Linked DNA regions of Mus musculus: region 2 is linked to region 1. Evidence: chromatin contacts called from ENCODE Hi-C data. All regions are on one chromosome and are shown on one strand. Each heading gives the region's core, a stretch centred on a gene start or an enhancer-like site at or near the end of the contact. The rest is flanking DNA. Distances are from core to core; before and after follow the strand shown.

Region 1 (5,791 bases), core at 1,885-4,384:
GGCTTTGAAACCTCCAGGCCCATCCCTCAGTGACACATACACTTCTTCCAACAAAGTCATACCTACTCCAGCAAGGGCACAACTCCTAGTCTTTTTCAGTTTCACTTCTTTGTGACTAAGTATTCAAATATACGAGCTTATAAGGACCATTCTCATTCAAACCACCACGCAGTACACCAGGGACCAAGTACGAAGTTCATCTTTTCCAGATGTAGTTGGTGGTCTCTGCCAAAGATTTCCAGACTTTAATCCACAGAATATGTAAATATGGCTGTATTTGGATAAAAAGGTCTTTCCAGGTATAATTAGGAACTGGAGATATTATCCTGTTGGATCTTAAAACAAGCTGAGTTCTTTTTGTAGGCTCTTGGTCTTGTAGATAAAAAGAATTGAAAATCAGACTCAAAAGAGAAAAACTCAAGGACAATTTTATTGGAGTTTGCTTTTATTGATTTTTAAGGGTGCTTTTAAAAAATCATATTGTGTGTGTATTTACAATGGTACATGTATGGAAGTCAGAGGATAAGTTGGGCTCCAGGGATTAAATTCATGTCTGTCTTCAGGCCTGGGGCAAGCACCTTCACTTGCTGAGCTATCTTAACAGCAATGTGTGTGTGTGTGTGGTGTATGTTGTGTGTGTTTGAGAAAACAAAAAGGGTCAGCAAGCTAGAGCTCTTGACAGCTTCCAGGAAGAGAGCACTGGGTAAGAAGAAAGCTAAGTTTTTCAAATTATTAGTCAAGAAAGTAGGCAGGATCAGTAACATGTAGCCTAGTGCATGGCCAGTCGGGGAGGGATCTTCAGAGAAAACAACTGTCCAGGGAGTGAAGGCAATCCAGTTTGGGATCGGGCTGTTATCCAGAGCAGGGAGATATAAAAAGGGAGGTGGAAGAGTTGGAGTCAGCTGTAATTCCGAAAGCAGGGTCTCAGAGCAGAGAGCATCTGTAAGCGACTGCCTTGTGAGAGAAGCTTCGGGGATATTCATAAGTGCATGGCTCACTGAGGAGACAAGCATGCTCCCATCTTAACATGCTTTTAAGTTTATTATATTTCGTTAAGGTTTCCAGAACATTTCCTGTCCAGATGCTTGACAGGCAGATCTGGATTAACTGGAGGGTCTGATATGTTTTTGTAATTTTATTTTCTGATCAGTTTAGAATATATGTGTTCTAAGTCATACCCAGCAACAGAGGTACAACTTGGGTCTATTTTTTTCATCATCATCATCAACAACAACAACAACCAAACAAAACCTGAAGATCTTTTTAAAATTAAAGTGAAACAAAATAATATAGCCAGACTTTATCAGGATATTTATAACCTTTCCTTGATTGGTCACAATAGAGCCCTGCAACTCCGTTCCTTCATGGAATATCTATGGAATTTGCTTTCATAAGCCTCTTGTAACTGTATAATATTAAATATTGAGGGGAAGTTATAATACATCCTTCACATGGTACTTCTAAAAAGGATCAACTGTGGTATTTTCCACTTTCTTCAAATAGGTATTGCTGGCCATTTACACCAACTCAAGCAACAGGCTTTTCTGCCATGACCTCCCTTTGTAAATTTTGTATACTTAGTAGCCGTTGTAAATCCTCAAGGCACAAAAGTGGCTAGGTCTTGGCCTCAGGAGCTCTAGCAAGGGTGTAAAGGCTAAAACAGCTGTAACTGCCTTTCTAGTGCTTCAAGGCAGGAAATAGCCAGACCCCCCCCCCCACACACACATGTGCCCTTGACTTCCCTAATGGTCATCTTTTAAAGGCTGTAATAGCCATTCCCAGCCCAGGTCTCGCCGTACAAGAAAAAAGTAAAATAAAATCCCAGACCACCCTGGAAAGTAACCCCCCACCCCAGAATCCTGATATATTTCCCCATCCCCCAATTCTGCCCAGTTCTCTGTTGCTTCTCTTCCAAGCAGGGCAACCACCCTCCTTAGCTTTTCCCTCCAAATTAATCCCTTGCCTGAGCTTAGTTGTGCAGCAAGACTTTGTGGTATTCCTTGGCTCCTGACTGCCAGGATACCTTTTGGAGCAGAACTGTCACAGGGAAAATTTTCTATGAGCCAGAGCAAAGCTGTAACACCTGCATCAGGGAAACTTTCCCAGCAGCTGAAGCCTTCCCCTAACAGAGCCGTAACACTTAAAGATGTGTTACCAGCGACACAAGAGACAGTGTCCACAGGGAATTATAGTCTCTAAGCTTATTTGCAAGCTATCTTAACAAACTGACAAGTGTTCTCACAACAAAGACGGAAGAGAATGAAAGGCAGGGGCAGGAGTCAGGTATAAGCCAAGGAACGTCTGAAGCACCAGATGCTGAAGATACATGGGACGTCCACTCACTCCTTGGGGCTTCAAAAAGGGCCCCCTGCTCAACCAACTAACATCTGCATTTCAGAACAGTTAGGCAGTAAGGTTCTGTTGTTTGGCGCGACGTGGGATCCCCTGGAACTGCCGCCATGTAGGTGCTGGGAAATGAACCCAAGTCCTCTCCAAGAGCAGAAAACAGCTTAGCCATCTCTGCAGCCCCCAAGACCAAGTTTGTTTCTATTGCTTCCTCGCTAAAATGGAGTAATACCTTAAATATATATCCTAAAGTGGAACCGTGGGGGAAAAAATGCATGCCCAAGAACGGGCCTACATTAAAAACGCCACACACACATTTATGGAAAGAGCTTTTCACAATATTTGACTGTGCTCCGTTCTTTACACTTATGGTTCCCGAGGGATCTAATTTATCCGGAGATTCGCAGCTAGGGTGGGAAATAAGGGAGACATGGGTGTTGGCAAACACGATTACAACAGAAGAGACTCCGGTACAGCTTTTACCCTCCAGGCTAGACTAACGACGCAAACAGACACTAACGAGCGAGCTGTCCCAACGCTAACCCAGCTTGCAGACTTCGCTGTCTTTTAACTCCTTCAGGACCTGGGTGGCCCTCGCGAGAACCCGCGTCGTTCCCAGAAATCTGCAGGCTCAAGCGTCACTTTCCCAAGCCACGGACTCGTCTTCCACGGGACGGATCCCTTCGAGGGCCAAAACTCATGCAGCCCTCTCAGACGAGAGGTGTGGCGAAAATGGACCAACAGGAACTACGGATTTCGTGTTTCCTAAGCTCCACCCCTTGACCCCAGTACCAGGACGTAACGCTACAATCAGCGGATCCGGGGCGGGGCAGAACGCGGAAGCGGAAGCGGAAGCGGCGGGGGGTGGTGGCGGAACTCTGCGAGTTTCTGCCCCACGTGTGCGGTGAGTGTTGTGGAGAGTTTGGTGCGGGAAGTGTGGGGCGAGTGTCCGCCGGCCGCTCGGGAGCGGGGAGCTCTGCGGGGTGGTGGGCGAGCGGCGTCTTCAGCTCCATCTCCGGGACGGTCTACCTGGCCGCTTCTCTGGCCCGGAGTTGGAGGAACCCTGGCGAGGGCAGGGGTTAAGCCCTCTCTGTTAACTTGATTATTGTAGAGCTAAAGGAACAAGTTTCGCTGTCAAACTCCGGCCTGTGCGAGTCACAGTCAGCCCACTCGTCCCGTGTCAGACGTTGTGCATAGGAGCAGTGCAGGGAAAACTGAAGCGATCCATAAGCCAAGCATGATGGGAGGCAAGAGTATTTTAAACAGAGGCAGTGGGATGTCCCGGAGGTGGAAGTCAGGAGTAAGGCGCGGACTGGACAAAGAGGAAGGTAGAACTGTGGAGCCTTGGTGTCGAGTCTCTTTATTTTTGTGTAGTGGGAAGTATTTTGCTTTGTGTTCCTAGGCATATAAAATAATGAAGGATTATTAGAAAAGATCGGGAGGCTCATGGTAGGTCTTGACTCTCTTAAGGAGATTTTTGATGATTTGCATTGAGTGTTGGTAGTAGAGACAGAGGTATCTTTAAGGAGACTGCAGGATAACTTACTGTTGGGTACACGATGACTACCAAAGAAGTGAACATCAGGAGCCGTGCTCCAGTTTTCTCTCTGCGAAGTGGAGTAGATGGTCCCCGTTGAATACAGCAGGAATAGACAGGGAGAGAAAGATAGTAATTTGTAGTGGAATGCAGAGGATTGTGTCTCAGACATTAAGCATAAGACGCCAGTTATATACATAATCAAGAAGTGTTGAGGACTCAGGTCTGTGTAGGACGTTATCTCAGGGTCCCAAGGCTGCACAGTCTAGAATACCTAATTTGCTTGTCTTGCTCTTGGATTAGCCGTTAATTTGATTGCTTAGTAACTTGGTGAACAGTGCTTTAAGTGACCAGGGTTAACATCATCATGACTGCCGCATAGCTTTGTCACTGTGAGAGCAGCACTTCTTTGCTGTCATGTGCCACCCCTTCCCCTGGCCCAAGCATAACCTCAGTCTAATAATGAAAATCTTAAACTCCCAAAGGGGACATAACCTGGAAAAAAGGACATGAGGTGGCTACATTAACTGTATCTTGGAATAGGAAGAGGACAGGAATGAGAAAATTGATTTCCAAATAAACCCTGTGTTATACTAGTGTTATTTTCATAAGTTTCATTACACTGTCTTATTAAGTTGTCAGTGGGGAAGCTGGGTAATAGATCTATAGGCTCTATATCGTTTTAACTCTAATGTAAGAGGCATAGTTTTAAAATAGAGTATGTAAATAAGGTTTTTCTAGACAGCTACATGTGAGGGCCATTGGCACAATTGCTTAGCATGTGGTAGTACATGAAACCTACATGCAGAAATGCAAATGCGAATGTGATGTCTTACCAGGTAATAAAATGAAAAAGTGAAAAAGAGATGCCCCGCAGGAAGCTGAGCAGGTCCTGTGCTGGAATTATAGATCTGTACCCTGTGTATACACTGCTGGGCATCAAACCCACTGCATTTTCCAGAGTGTTTCCTGGACAAATTTGGTTCTATTAGGTTTAGGAAGTCTTGTGCAATGGATAGTTCATAGTAGCAAATTAGAGAATTTGGAAAATCTTTACTTGCTGGCTATTGCTGTTTGATTTAGTGTTTCTCAATCTCAAATATAACATGGACCCCTGCCCAAGATGTTCCAGCGTCCTAAGGAACATCTTGTTTTGTTTTGAGTTTTGAAACAGTATCTCACGATGTAGCCCAGACTTGCCTCTAATTTATGTTGCCCAGAGTAGCCTTGAACTCAAACAGTGATCCTTCTGCCTTAGTCTAGGTGCTAGGATTACAACTGTGTGTTAACATAGCCAACAAGAAATTAATTCTTGTGGAAGTTTCTAATCTGTAAACATTGTCTAGGAATTCCTACAGGTGACTCTTGAGGTCATTTAGAGATGGGTGAGCATGTAACTTTGGGGACTGTAGTCATGAGCCTGGAGATGCTTGCCTTTTGTCCATATGTGTTCTGCTTCTTGCAGAGCTTGTAAGTTGGTGGGAGGTGAAGGTCACTGGACCCAACAGGTGACATGTTAGACAAATCCTTTGAAATAAAGTATTACATAGCTCTGTGTAACTTAGAGGCCAGCCAGATATTTGGTTACCTCTAAAAGAGTTGGCCAGTAACCTTTCTTTTAGCTTTCTTGTGTGTGTGTGTGTGTGTGTGTGTTTTCATGTTTTCATTAAATTGTAATATGTGCTGAGTGTAGCCTATTTCTGGTCCCTGCTTTGTAAGGTGGATGCCGAGAGATCCACTTACTCATCACCAAGGCTTCCCAGGTTAGAAGCTGCAGACAGTGGTGTTTACTCTTACAGTGGTCTGTATTGAGCCAGCTAGGGTGTGCTTGGGCTGGGATCTTTTTTGACTTTCCTTTTAATGTCTTAGAGGTTAACTATATACGTGGTGGACTTGAGAGCCTCCAGG
Region 2 (5,791 bases), core at 1,600-4,099, 3.7 Mb before region 1:
GAGTCTCCTCAGAGGCGGCTTTATATAATTCAGCTGACACTACAACTATTCTGCAAAATCACCAGGTGGGACCAGGCAAGAATATTAGTTGTCTCAAAAAAGTCAGGTAAATGAAAATTACCTTTTTACAGATAACAATGCTTAAAAAAAAAAAAACAAAAACAAAAAAAACCCTACATCTACACCACAGACTGTTAGCTCCAATATTTCAAAATAATTCCAAAATAACTAAACATTAATCTTATTACTCTACAGTATTTTGGTTTACCAAAAAGTGTATCTTAAGATGCTGACATTCAGTTAATATACAACCAAAAACCTTTAAACCATCTTAGTATATCAATACTGTAACAAGTCACTTTCAATTTTTATGTAGTTCCCAGCTTACTCGGGATTTTTAAAGACGCAGTTAACAAAGTGCAGACATGTTATTCCTCCTGCATCTTCCTCATAGCCTTACTTGGTGGATGATGTAGTTATTTTCAGGGTACGTGGTAGAGTAACAGTGACAAAGTGAACAGGCCCACTCCTTCCACTCCATAACCTCCATCAAAAAGCTAAAAGGGAAGCAGAAAGTGACAGGACTAGAAGAAAGATTAAGATCTAGGGAGAAGGAAACCTTAAATGGTTAAAGTGTGCGAACACAGAAGACAGCTTTTTGCACCACTTCATGCCACAGAATAAACTCTGAAGGAGTAACTAAGTGCTTCTTAGTTGAAAACCATTCAAGAAGCCCCAGTGGATTTCTGGATTTGTTCCTTTAAAATCAAAATGCTCTGCCTTTGTTCGGGAGGCAGCATGGCAATCTGATCCGCAGTCAGCTGGAGAACCTGCATGATCAAAGCTGCTTTTTCTTGATCTTGTGGAGTTACCTGGCTTTGCCCAGGGCTAAAACTGCTAGGCTGGCCTCCACCTTGCTTACTGGCTCCTTGCATGCCAGCTCCCTGCATCCCTCCTTGCATGCTAGCTCCCTGCATCCCTGCTTGCATGCCAGCTCCCTGCATCCCTCCTCCTTGCATGCCTGCTCCTTGCATCCCTCCTCCTTGCATACCTGCTCCCTGCATCCCTCCTCCTTGTATACCTGCCCCCTGCATGGTACCTCCAGGATTTCCCACTCCTGCAATATTTGGAACCTGTCTAGGTCCCTGAGGGCCACCTGCCCCCATATTAATAGGGCCAGGACCCTGGATTCCACCAGTCATCGGACCTCTGGAACTAGGGCCAGGGCCCCTCATCTCTAGTCCTCTTGCATCCATGCCTCTGGTTTCCATCGCGCAGGTCTCCATCCTTCTCTCCATTCCTCGTGGCTCCAAGACCTCAGTTTCCATGGGCCGAGTCTCCATCCCTCGAGATTCTCTACCTCCTCTACCATCCATAGGTAGACCTCTCTGATCTATCATGGGACCTCTGGGCTCTCCAATTAGCATTCTGGGATCTGCTGCCAATGGTCCTCCTCTCATATCATGTGAGGCAGGGCCACGGTTGTCATGACCATGATGCATTGGAGGACCCTGATGGGGTGGTCCCATATAGCCCCTGGGCTCTACTTCTCCAGTCACTGAGAGCAAAGTCCCTCCACGTGGGTCATTTGGAGCATCTCCCAGTAGTCCTCGAGGAGGTATGCCACCAGAAGGCATGGGTCCACGAGGCATCGGAGGTCTAGGATCTGATATCTGCATCTGTCCTCGCTCCAGGGGCACTGGACCAACCACTGGCATGCCAACTTGTGGCTGCATTGCTCCTCCTGGAGTTAAGGAACCAGGTCCAGGTCCAGGAACTGCAGCTGGTATTGGCCCCGGAGCTGGAATTCCTCCCTGGATAGAGGTCTGCATCAGAGGTGGAATGTCCTTCACAGGTCTTCTTGGCAGATGCTGAGGCTGAGGGGCAGGAGGATTCTGTTGGTTCAACATGACGTTAGGTCCCGGGCAGAGGCCAGGGGCAGGGCCGGGGCCAGGGCCGCCAGGCCCACTAGGCCCAGGCCCACCAGGGCCAGGCCCAGAGACCGGCTGAGATTTGCCTGGGATCAGTGGTGTGACATGTATCTTACGATGCAAAATTTTCAGTGCAATCTCTGGATCCATGATTCTCATCACCACTTGTGCCTGCAGCAAAGCATACGCCAACTGTGGGTTCTGAAGTAGCATGTTTCGAGCTTCCTGGTGACTGTTCTGGACACACAACTTCATCTGCTTCATGAGCTCAAACATCTGCTCTGGGGGCAAGCTGGCGACTGCTCTAGTAATCGATTCTGGAGCATCTTCTGGGTCGATAGGGTCCCCATAGGGGGAGTCAATGATGGGGGCCGCCGGGCCTAAGCTCTTTAACTCCTCCTTGTTCTTTTCGCTGGCGGCATTGTCCACCCGAAGCGCTCTCCCACTAAACTCTCGCCCATTGAGGTTTCGCATGGCACTGAGCGCAGTCTCCTGGTCTTGGTACTCGCAGAAGCCATAACCCTTGGGCTTCCCAGTCTCTCTATCGTAGACGAGACGGAAACTGACAACTGAACCAACCTCTGAGAAAATGTCCTTTAACTGCTCCTCCGTCGCCTCATACGGAATGTTCCCCACGAACACCGAACGCAGCGATCGATCCATGGCTGGGTCTCTGACCGCCAAACTCGACATGATTGCTGCCGAGAGGACAGCGGAGATTGAATTCGTCTAAGGGTCGTCCTCTGGCGAACCACACTTCCGCTCTGTAACGGAAGCAGATAGCAAGCTCCGGACAGAAACCTTTCTGTTAGGAATCTGTAGTTCCGTTAGGCCGCAGACACTGCTTCCTGAGACCGGACTAATTTATCTAACGCCTTCCGCCCCGGGCCGTGAGCTCGGTTGTCCGCGCCTACTTACTGACAACAGGATTCCGTTCCATGGTCCTATTGGTCGAGTTTTCCCGGCGTCCCGCCCCCGCTTCCTGCGGGCACAGGATGCACTACGACTGACCTCATTAAAAATGGCCGATCGGGCTTCCATGGGGTAACCGGCAGCGTCTGTGTTTCCACACACTCGGGGCTGTTTTCATTGCGTTCCACCGGCGGGAAACCGCAAGCCGGAAGCTGATTTAAGGCTTAATGTGTTTTCACAGCTTTCGTTTAGTGTAGGATAATAGAAATATTTAAAATTATATCCAATATTATGAGGTAAAAATATTGTTATTTATCCCTTAAAATAGCTTAACAACATTAAACATAATTATCGCAAAGATAAAATAGCGCTTCTGTCAGCCGCAGCCCCGCCCCCAAGCTATGGCTTGTTCAAACTGTTACCAAGTCCAGGGTCTTCCCTGGTATCTTCTGTGTGCGCAGGTTGTTGTGTGATCATTTCTCTCTCCCCTTACAAATTTTAATTGACATCAATGCTAAAGTGGAATTAACTAAAAAGTATGACTGCAGAGTCTGGATTAATCGACTAAACTTTTATTGTACACATATAAGTAGTTGTGATTTTATTTATTATTTAGAGACAAGGTCTCTATGTAGTCCTATCCTGGAGCGCAGGCTGACCTCCAGCTCCCAGAATCCTCCGCTGGGCTTAAAGGTGTGCACCACCACCGCCCACTTCTCTTGCCAGTTTTGTACTTTAAATACTGCCATTTTATTTTAAATGACCAAACATAATTTTCACTGTTTTAACTTGGAAAAAAATTCAAAAAATATCATGGTTTATATTTTGTTTTGTTCTTGGTTTTGTTTTTGTTTTTTGAGACAGAGTTTGTCTGTGTAGCCCTGGCTGCCCTAGAACTTAGTCTGTAGATGAGGCTGGCGTTGAACTCAAGAGATCCACCTACCTCTGCCTTCCAAGTGCTGGGCTTAAAGGAGTGGGCCACTACACCCAGATATGTGTTATGTTAATGTAGATGGTATATTTTTACATTCAGTTGTCAATTAATTCAATAAATTAAGTTATCAGGTATACTAAAACAAATTTTGTTATTTTAATACAGGGCCCTTCTACAGCCCAGGTTGGCCTGAAAAATTCACTGTGTATGTAGTTTAAGCTGTCTTCAAATTTGCAATCCTCCTGCTTCTCCCAGTGTATGCTGGGATTAGAGGCAAGCACCACAAGCCTTATCTTTACCTGATGGTCAAAGAAAACACAGTAACCAACAAACAAAGCAACACGTGGGGCCTATGAGATACTTAAAGGTTTTAAAACATTAAATAAAACATTCACCATAAATTAGGCATGGCGGCTCATCTTTAATCCTAGCACTTGGGATACTTCCAGGACATCCCGGAGCTCTTTATGTCTAGTTCCAAGCTGGTGATGGCACACTGAGAGACACTCAACACTTTAACACTTGTGTCTGTTAAATACTATCAGCTTAGTCCCTTGTAGAAATGGTGTTTAAGCCGGGCGGTGGTGGCGCACGCCTTTAATCCCAGCACTCGGGAGGCAGAGGCAGGCGGGTTTCTGAGTTCAAGGCCAGCCTGGTCTACAGAGTGAGTTCCAGGACAGCCAGGGCTACACAGAGAAACCCTGTCTCAAAAAACAAAACAAAACAAAACAAACAAACAAACAAAAAAACCCAAAAGACAAAAAAAAAAAAAAGGAAGGAAGGAAAGAAAGAAGAAAGAAAGAAAGAAAGAAGGAAGAGAAGAAAGAAAGAAAAGAAATGGTGTTTAATATTTACTCTGAATTACTTTGAGCATCTATCAGTCAAATTAAAAACTAACTGCCAGGCTGGTAAGATGGCTCAGTAGGTAAGGAGCACCCGACTGCTCTTCTGAAGGTCCAGAGTTCAAATCCCAGCAACCACATGGTGGCTCACAACCATCCATAATGAGATCTGACTCCATCTTCTGGAGTGTCTGAAGACAGCTACACTTACATATAATAAATAAATAAATCTTAAAAAAAAAAACTAACTGCCTTGACTAAAAATGTACGTGTTTTCAACAAACAAGACTAACCAACAAAACCACCCAAATCTCTGACATATTTGGCAAATGTGGTATTTACAGCAGGGGTGGTCACACAAGTCTGGAAAGCCTAAGACAGGCTCAGGCTCATTTTGAGCTCAAGGATAGCATGGACTATATACTGAGTTGTAGGCAAACCCGGGATATATGTAAAACCTCCCCTCTCCTTTTAGCTATTTTCAGAGATGAAATTCTACACAAAATTGTAAATACTGTAGTCTTTGTGAGTCTGTAAAGTATATTAAAACACTAAATAAAATAAAATTCACCATAAACTGGGTATGGTGGATCACACCTTTAATCTGAGTATTTGAGACACTTCCAGGACAGCTTGGTTTACATATCTAGTTTCAAGCTCGTTGTAGATACTCTGTGAGGCCCTCAAAACATAAATAAATAAGATACACTTTAAAAGAGTTCACTATAGATAAAGCATATCAAATCTAGACATATTCTTAAGATATTTTGAAAAGTTTTACCCTTCTGAGAATTAACTTGAGGACCTCAAGTCTACTACTAAATTATAATCCCCAGGGACATTTTTTATTTGTCTTGGTCTCTTAAGGAATAAGCGAAACACTCCACAAAGTTTTTTTCTAGTCCCTCCCCCTTCCTGTAGCTTAAAAATAATTCAATTTTCCCTTGGATTCAAGTAGTTCGTCATCCGGACCTTTCTGTTGATAGTAAATCTTTTGCCTCTTAGTAGAATTGTGACTTTGCATCTATAAAATCACTCAAGGAAATATGTAGGTCTTTTTATCCCTTGACCATCTGCCTCACATTTCTTATTCCATAAATATCTTTCCAAACACCGACAGTTCAGCAGTGTGAAAACCAATTTGTTAGAACAAATTCTCTGCATGAGTTTTG

What was found. Hi-C counts contacts between places; a loop is a spot of excess contacts on that map.
Region 2: a map of heart shows a loop between it and region 1 (7-fold over the local background). The contact joins the promoter of Cstf2t here to the promoter of Pum3 in region 1. A Hi-C loop is called at or near these places in 2 of 37 maps with a recorded cell type or tissue (gastrocnemius and heart).

What each region holds. Positions count from the first base shown.
Region 1 is chr19:27,427,251-27,433,041 of GRCm38, reverse strand. It overlaps Pum3 (pumilio RNA-binding family member 3), which reads left to right and starts at 3,134. Exons shown (of 18, transcript NM_177474.5): 1 at 3,134-3,250. It overlaps C030016D13Rik (RIKEN cDNA C030016D13 gene), which reads right to left and starts at 3,005. Exons shown (of 1, transcript NR_027987.1): 1 at 411-3,005.
Region 2 is chr19:31,079,899-31,085,689 of GRCm38, reverse strand. Cstf2t (cleavage stimulation factor, 3' pre-RNA subunit 2, tau) reads right to left here and starts at 2,849. Exons shown (of 1, transcript NM_031249.2): 1 at 1-2,849. The coding sequence starts at 2,624. The coding sequence ends at 726. The region is part of intron 3 of Prkg1 (protein kinase, cGMP-dependent, type I); the gene reads left to right.